Regions from separate parts of the Homo sapiens genome. Here regions 1 and 3 are each linked to region 2. The links are chromatin loops, found by intact Hi-C in ENCODE. Cell type or tissue: ascending aorta. All regions are shown on one strand.

The links. Peaks named below come from ENCODE experiments on the same cell type or tissue, not always from the same donor. Only the 100,000 strongest peaks of a DNase experiment are listed, where the experiment ranks them.
Region 1: it touches region 2 in a loop (6-fold over the local background); 4 of 110 quality-filtered maps call a loop at or near these places.
Region 3: it touches region 2 in a loop (5-fold over the local background); 3 of 110 quality-filtered maps call a loop at or near these places.

The regions. Positions count from the first base shown.
Region 1 is chr6:84,515,733-84,518,232 of GRCh38, forward strand. All of the region lies in intron 2 of LOC107986620 (a long non-coding RNA gene), which reads left to right. Among named protein-coding and RNA genes, the nearest start is that of LINC01611, 42 kb to the left of the region's middle. In ascending aorta, no CTCF peak of the experiment used is centred here; no DNase peak of the experiment used is centred here; H3K27ac peaks cover 875 bases.
Region 2 is chr6:84,773,652-84,776,151 of GRCh38, forward strand. LOC124901494 (a long non-coding RNA gene) reads left to right here and starts at 155. Exons shown (of 2, transcript XR_007059927.1): 1 at 155-401. RefSeq lists an enhancer at 1-15 and a silencer at 1,166-1,315. In ascending aorta, CTCF peaks have their summits at 82 and 1,219 (motif pointing left); DNase peaks (open chromatin) are centred at 60, 220, 810 and 1,220; H3K4me3 peaks cover 1,578 bases; H3K27ac peaks cover 1,527 bases.
Region 3 is chr6:85,463,824-85,466,323 of GRCh38, forward strand. All of the region lies in intron 1 of NT5E (5'-nucleotidase ecto), which reads left to right. Among named protein-coding and RNA genes, the nearest start is that of NT5E, 15 kb to the left of the region's middle. RefSeq lists an enhancer at 1,921-2,010. In ascending aorta, no CTCF peak of the experiment used is centred here; DNase peaks (open chromatin) are centred at 578 and 1,098; H3K4me3 peaks cover 399 bases; H3K27ac peaks cover 2,500 bases.

The DNA.
Region 1 (2,500 bases), 260 kb before region 2:
GTGCGTACATTTTGAGAAATTACGAAAAATTTCATCAGTGTTTTCTAAAGCAATTTATGCAGAATAACAACCAGAAGAGATTATCTGTAATAAACAATTTCCATGGTCAGATAAGTTTGGGAAAGCTCCATCTAATATACTTCTTGTTAGAAATCCTTAATTTGCATATTAAAGGCTCTGAGAAATACTGCAGGAAAGAAACCTACTTCTCAAATAGATTTCAGCATAGGAATTTGTTTTGGGGATGAGATTTACTAATTTTCTGTGGAACTAGTACTCTGCAGGCCTCATTTGGGAAATTCTGATTGCAAGCCAATGGTAGACTTTCTAAGGGAGATGAACAAGGTTTAGAGACCCAGAGTCCCAGCTTTAATCCCCAATACTTAGGAATCTTTATAGAAAGGTGAAAAAGCTTGTAGTTTAATAATGACACCTAATATTTGTGTGGCTTTTGTAATTTTGTAGGCCCCCTTTCACACTTTTCACTTTAAAAATAAAATCCTGACTCGATTCCTGTGAGCCATACAGATGAAGCTTATTATTATCTCTATATGAGTGAATAAACAAACTCTTACGACAAGTGAATAAACAAACCCAGAGAGATTGCCTTGGTATGTCATGCATTTCTACATCTTGTGCATTATTCATCACATAATACATCCAAGCTTTAGATGACCTGGAAGCTCAGATTCCAGCAATATCTCAGCTTATGAGATTTTTGCTAAATTTACTAATAATGTATTATCTCCTTTATGGGAATAATGATTATACTGATTGGCCACTGGTAGAAAGAGCTGTGAATTACTTTTCCAAAGGTGTTGATGAATTGACTTAAACTCAGGTACCTCGATGATATAGTTTGGATATTTGTCCTCACCTAAATCTCATGTTGAATTGTAATCCCCAACATTGGAGGTGGGGCCTGGTGGGAAGTGACCAGACTGTGGGGAGAATTTCTCAAGAATGGTTTAGCACCATCCCCTTGGTGCTGTTCTCATGACAGTGAGTGAGTTCTTGTGTGATCTGGTCATTCAAAAGTGTATGGCACCTCCCTGCCACACTCTCTCTTTCTTGCTACCTCTTTCACCATATGAGGTGCTTGGTCCCCCTTTGCCTTCTGCTGTAATTGTGGGCTTCTTGAGGCCTCCGTGGAAGCTGATGCCAGAGTTATGTTTCCTGTATAGTCTGCAGAACCATGCACCACATAAACCTCTTTTCTTTAAAAATTACCTAGTCTCTGGTATTATTTCTTATAGCAGTGCAAGAATGGCCTAATACACTCTGCTTCATCTGTCCTGCACCCAGTGGGGTCCAGTGGCTTAGTTATTACACATAGCCATGGCTGGGGGTGAATTTGTATCTGAGGAATTATTTTTGTCTATGTAACTTTATTTGACCCTTTAAAGAAATGAATTCATACAAGTGTTCCTACACTATGCCTTGATCCTATTAGTTAACATATTCCACTAATATAATCCTTTAGCTAATACAACCTGTGGCCTTTTAGAGTTATTATCCTAGTACTTCGGTCTTACTTTTTAAAATTTTTATGACTTTTTTTTCCCCTACACTTTTCCACAGCCTGACTTCTCTAAAGCTCATTCTAATTTATCTTACTCCCAAGACTCATGGACTTTCCTTCACTAGCATGGCTGCCACAAACATATTTAGATTAATATCTAAATTATAAGACTAAATATTTAACTACATCTGTAACAAACTATTTTAAATAGTGAGCACACATCTGAGTGTACCTGGGAAAGCTTTCTGACTCTTCAACATCCTTAATAATGTGGCTAAATGTCACATTCCTACATTTAATGTATCTTCCCCTGTCCTCTCTCACCCATCACCTGCCATTCAATTCTGATGTTTGTGTCAAATTTGAGTTATGACTATAGGTAGGTGTTACTTTCAGGAATTATTTAACAAATTTCCCCTAAGTTTTAGTGTCTATGCTTTTTTCAATGTAAAAAAATTTACTAAGTTGTACATAACAACTCCTTTTCTTCTAGGTTAAACTGAGACTTATTTTCTTAGGCTTTTAACCACAAAAATATAGACCTCTCTAGAAACACTTCATTTCCAGCCCTAACTTTGTAATCTGTTTTGTTATAACTGATCCAGAGAAAATAAAAATGCCTCATGTTTGAAGTCTACGCTATTCAAGGGTAAACTATGTCTCACTTTGAGTCATTTTATATGTTCATTATATCTAGAAAAACAATTTGAATAATAAAAGTGCCAAATGTTAACTCAAGCTATAAACATACAATGGCATATTTACATCATATATCAAACTTTTCTAGATTTCTTTTCTTAATGCTTCTCATCCTGCACTAAAATCCTTAACTCATTTGTTTCTTGATTTATGAGATAGATTAATTATTTTTGATTAATAAAAATTAGAACCTTTAATTGGACTCTATTTGAGTTTGGTTGCATTAAATGAATCTACTGGTGATCAAAAATATATTTTTAAAGGGAGTTTAGGGTAATA
Region 2 (2,500 bases):
CGGTGCTAAGTGCACAGTAAGTGCGAAGAATAAATACATCATCTCCCGGGGCGGCTGTCTCGAAAACGCCTCTCAGCTGCCTGCGTTTCAGAGCCCGTCAAGGGTTATAGCTTAGTGTGGGCGTCCGCGCCGCGCCTGCGCCTCCGAGCGCCGGCCGAGAAGGGCGCGCAGCCACAGCCACCACATGCCACTAGCCCCGCAAGGCGCCTGACTCCTCTAAGGGGAACTCGTAATGCTCACCAAAAGCCTCAGAAACCCTGGAACCTATAAGACCGCACCACCGCGCAAACGGTGTCCCGGGCTGCGCTCCCGCACTGCACCGGCAGCCTATGAGGCGAGGCCAACCCGGAGACTGCGCGCGACGGGCGTGCGTGCGTGCGCCCGCAGATTCGCTTCAGGCGGTAGGTGTGGAGTACCTGGGCAGCTCCGGCGGGAATGGTGTTGGGGAGAAGGAGCTGTCATTCATAGTCTTCTACATATCTGAATAAAGAATTGCTTTTTAAAAATAGGTTCAGAGCCTAGTGAGTGAAAACTTAAAAGTCCCCGCGAGGAGCTCTAGTTCCCGGGCGGCGCGGCCCCGACTTTCTCGTCGGTAGCGCTCTGGCCTTGGGCGCCCGCCGCTTTGGCTATGGAGGTACAGTGGCCGCGTCCCGGGGAGCCTGGGCCTCCTTGCGGCTCCGAGCCTCCGCGGCGCCCGCGCCCCGACTCTCCGGTCCCGGCTCTCTCCAGGCCCGGCTGTCTCCGGTCCCTCACTGACTTCGCCAGCCGCACCACCCACCTCTTTCTCCCGCAGACGTAAACCCGAATACGCCCCGGCCTTGGGCCTAGGGCCTCGGCCTCGCCTGGCTCTACAGGATTCGGGGGCGGGGTAGGCCGGCAGAGCTCAGCTCGCGCCGTGGGTCCACATGTTTTTATTTCGTGACCCTGACCGCGTCCCGGCCATAACTTCCTCTGCGTTACAACGGGGATAATAATCCCCGGCCGGCCTGCCGGATGGTGGCGGGATAATATATCCCGGTGAGGGAAGGACCGAGCTTGGCAGAGACACTTAACTGTCCCACTGTGTGGCTGTTCACAGTCCGCCCAGATTTAGGGGTGGGATGGGGGGTTTTCGGGCCCCGGCCTGCTCCCCCTCTCCAGACCCCGCAGAAAGGGGTTCATGGGCAATTAGGTTCCGCTGGACTCGCCGGGCTGCGGGCGGGTGAGCGCCGCCGGGCACCGGGCGGGGGCACGTGGCGCCCTCTGGGGACCGTCCGCCGCACTGCCTGGCGTCCTGCCTGGGGAGGCGCAGCCTAGCCCAGCACCTCCCGCCGTCTCAGGCTCGGAGGAGCTCTGTACCTGGCTCCGCGCTGACCCCTCCACCTGGCTGAAGGCAGCAGCCCTGGGAGACTCTGGCACTCTGGGCCGGAGCAGGAGCTGTGCCCCATGGCAACCCAGACTGAAAGGGAAGCCCTGTCTGTTGCTCTTTGCTGCGGATTCGAGGGAGGCCGTCTCGAGTCGCTCAGAAGCGACCTAAAGAAGGCACTGGCCTCTGTGCGCCGAACCTCCACGAGATAGACTAAGTCTCCCAACCGTTTACAAAAATATGAAGCCATCTGGAAAAGCGAGCAACCACATGGATGGAGGGAAACAATTAAAAATAAAAGGTAATTAGGAGGAGGGACCTGAAAGGAATATTAACGTAAATGTTCTTTGCGCTTGAGTGTGAGATAACCCCAGATTTTATTTTATGAATTTCTGTCTAAACCTCAGAATTTTAATGGAACAAACGAACCAACCGACAAACAAAAATGCCAAGTATCCTCAAGCCCTGGCCAGCTAAGGGATATTTCCCAGTCAAGTTCCCAAGACCCATTACCGTTATCATCGCTCCATGTAGTGGTGGATGAATGAGCAACTCCTCCATTGCATTTCCATTTAAAATCCCAGGACACTCCACCTGTAACTTTCTTTGACTTCTCTCATTAGTGAAGTTATTTTTGCCCCCCCCACTTTTTTTTTTGTTTAGAAGGGCACATTTCACAAGTTTATCAGTAAATCAACTGTTTCAAACTGCCCCCATCTTGAATGATAGCTGACCAAAAAAAAAACAAAAGCAAAGTAAAGGCATATAGGGTGGTGATCTAAAGTGCTTACGGACTCTCAGTTGCATAGTTATTTCTAAGGCTTCATTTTTTACAAAATGAAACATTTTGGGGCAGTTACAGTTACATTAGTACATGTTGTGGAAATAAGCTTGCATTTAGGGAAAAATTATTAGAAACAGCTGTGATGTTAATGATTCAAAACCCAAAGTACTCAGTATGCTTAGTATCTACTTTTCATCATATTTTTTGTGTGCATCCACATAATGCATACTCTCTGTGTGTAATACAAGACACTTGTTTAATAAAGCAAACGATTGTCTGTGTCAGGGAGATTTGGTCCTCTCTGCCTCTCCCAGTCCATGTGCAGAACAGATCAAAGACCCGAAGTACCTCTGTCTTTCCAAAGGCAGCCA
Region 3 (2,500 bases), 690 kb after region 2:
AAGAAAAACTGGTAGAAGGAAGTCAAATGAAAATACAAGTTTCTAAAGAAAATAAGTATTTACAAAGGAATTTGTCTGCATTAATTTCTGTGGAAAAGTTAGCTATGTATAGAAGAAAGAAACTTGTTAGTAATTCTTTCATTCATTCATTTATTCATTCAACAGTGAATCCCTGCCATGGTAGTACTAACTACTTGCACTGTGGTAGTGCAAGGGATACATTTGCTGTGCAAGTAGTTAGGAATTTTTTTTTTTTTTTTTTTTTTTTTTAGTGCTTTGTGTATGCTAGGCTTTATGCAAATATACAGCCAAGCACAGAGGTTAAGAACTTTGGAATCAAACCGAAGTGGTTCTAGTCCCAGCTCCCCCTTACAAATTGTGTGATCTTCAACAGTTCATTTAACTTCTCTAGATCTCAGATTTTCTCATCAGTAAAATGAGTGCAGTAAGAGTACCACCCTCACAGCATGAAATCAGATTTTCTGTACTCTTTACTAACTCACTTTCCATGACGCTGGCATGTGGCAAGTGCTGACTCAATACTGGCTCATTTCCTTAACTGCTTTTATTTTATTCATTCACTGCCATTCCAGAGGAAACTGCGGTTCTGAGATGTGCCCTGGGTCACTGCTGAGGAGCGGACGGAGCCTGGGAGGGAGCTACCCCTGCCTTGTTTCCTCACACTTTATGGGGTGGGTGTCAGGAATGAGGCTGGAGGGGAAGGCAAAACCAGATCCCTAAGAGCCCCCTGGACCCTGCTTAGGGTGTTTACTTCTATCATAAAGGCTGTGCTTCTGTAGAGACCTAAGGCAGAGAGTGCCAAGGTCAGGTTTGCATTTGAGAAAAGTTTTTCTGGCAGCAATATAAAGAATAGTTTAGCAAAAGAAATGAGAATAGCTGGAAACCCAGTTAGGAGGCTGTGGTAGTCCAGGAGCACACTAAGGCAGCAACAATAGGTGGATGGAAACTGGAGCATTTAGGTAAGGGAGAGGGATGCCAGAGGACGTGATGGTGAGGGAGAGGGAAGAGGGTGGGACTCCACCGCACCAGGGCTTCTGGCTTTATTGACTGGGTATATGGTGGCATCCTGGGCCAAGACAGTGAGTCACAGGGAAGAGGCTTTGAGCCTGGTAAGCTTGGGACACTTTTGAGACATTGGGAGGAAATGACACATGGCAGTTGACATACAGATCTAGACGTCAGGAGAAAAGTCAGGGCTGGAGATTTTCGGTTTACAGTTGAAGGTATGAGTAGGAATGAGATCATTTACTCAGTCCATCCCACCACATTGAGCACCATGAATAAGGGGCTCCTCTCCCCATGGGGCAAGAGAGGTGAAAAGACAGTCAAAGTCACTACTTTCAGGAGGATTAGGCTCAAGTTAGGATGGGGAGGTGGAGAAGGCATCAAACAAATAAATGAAAACTATAACTTCAGTTATTGCCAAGTGCTAGGAATATAATGTTGCTGTTAAACTGCAAGGTGGCTAACAAGTTGGATAGTCTTTCTTGAAGAACTGTAGAAACATTCATTAAAAACAAAATAATTTTATAGTTAAGCAAGAAAGTGATTGTACTATAACAAGGGAGACTTATTTCACCATAGGAAAAAAATCATAACATTCTAAGAATAGAAGGAAAAAATAACAATTACCCAAGCCTGCAACAACCTGTAAGACCAGATCAGCTTTTAAGAGGAAAGTTAATTAGATAACAGGAAGAGGTAAAAATGAGATCATCAGAGATGGGGGAAAAGGCAAATTTAGAAATTCTGAATTTAATAGGGGAGACAAGTATGTAGGAATATAAACACATTGTGCTTTCTCTGCACAAACACATTCACATGAGGATGTATACACAACCCTTGCAGGCACAGGTACTCAGTGAATGCCTGCGTGCCAAGGAGGGGGACAGCACTGAGCAGGAGAGGTGGCAGGGCCTGGTGGCCCAGGAGCACTCATATAGTCAGGAGACTGATATAAAAGAAAGATCCTGCTAACATGCCATTACAGAGTATGGAATGAGCAAGGAAGGAAGAGGGTGAGGCTGTAAGAGAGTGCACAGGCCCTCATTTAAATGGACGGGTCACCAGCCAGTACTTCATGCCTGTTCCTAGATGACCCACAAAGTGAAACGAAACTGGATGTGGTATTTAGCAAGTCTGAGATTTGCTGGTTTAAGTACTAAGTTAGCAAACCAGCCTTGGCAGCCAGAGCAGGTAGGGTAGGGGGCCCAAGGAGATGGGTGTATCCAGGAGGCCAATGGAGGAAGGAGAGGAAGGTTTTCTGGGAAGCCAGCTGACATGTCATGCTTTGTCAGTGGGGCCTCTGCATGGATTCCCTCCACTCCCCCCCAGCCCCCAACTCACTACGGGGAGCTGCAAAATGACAGACAATGGGTGGTTTTGTACCCAGCAGCCACTCCTCAACCAGTGAGGAATGGGAGAGAGATAAGAAGGTGGGAAACAAGGATTGCTTGTCACCATCCCTGCTCCTCCTGAA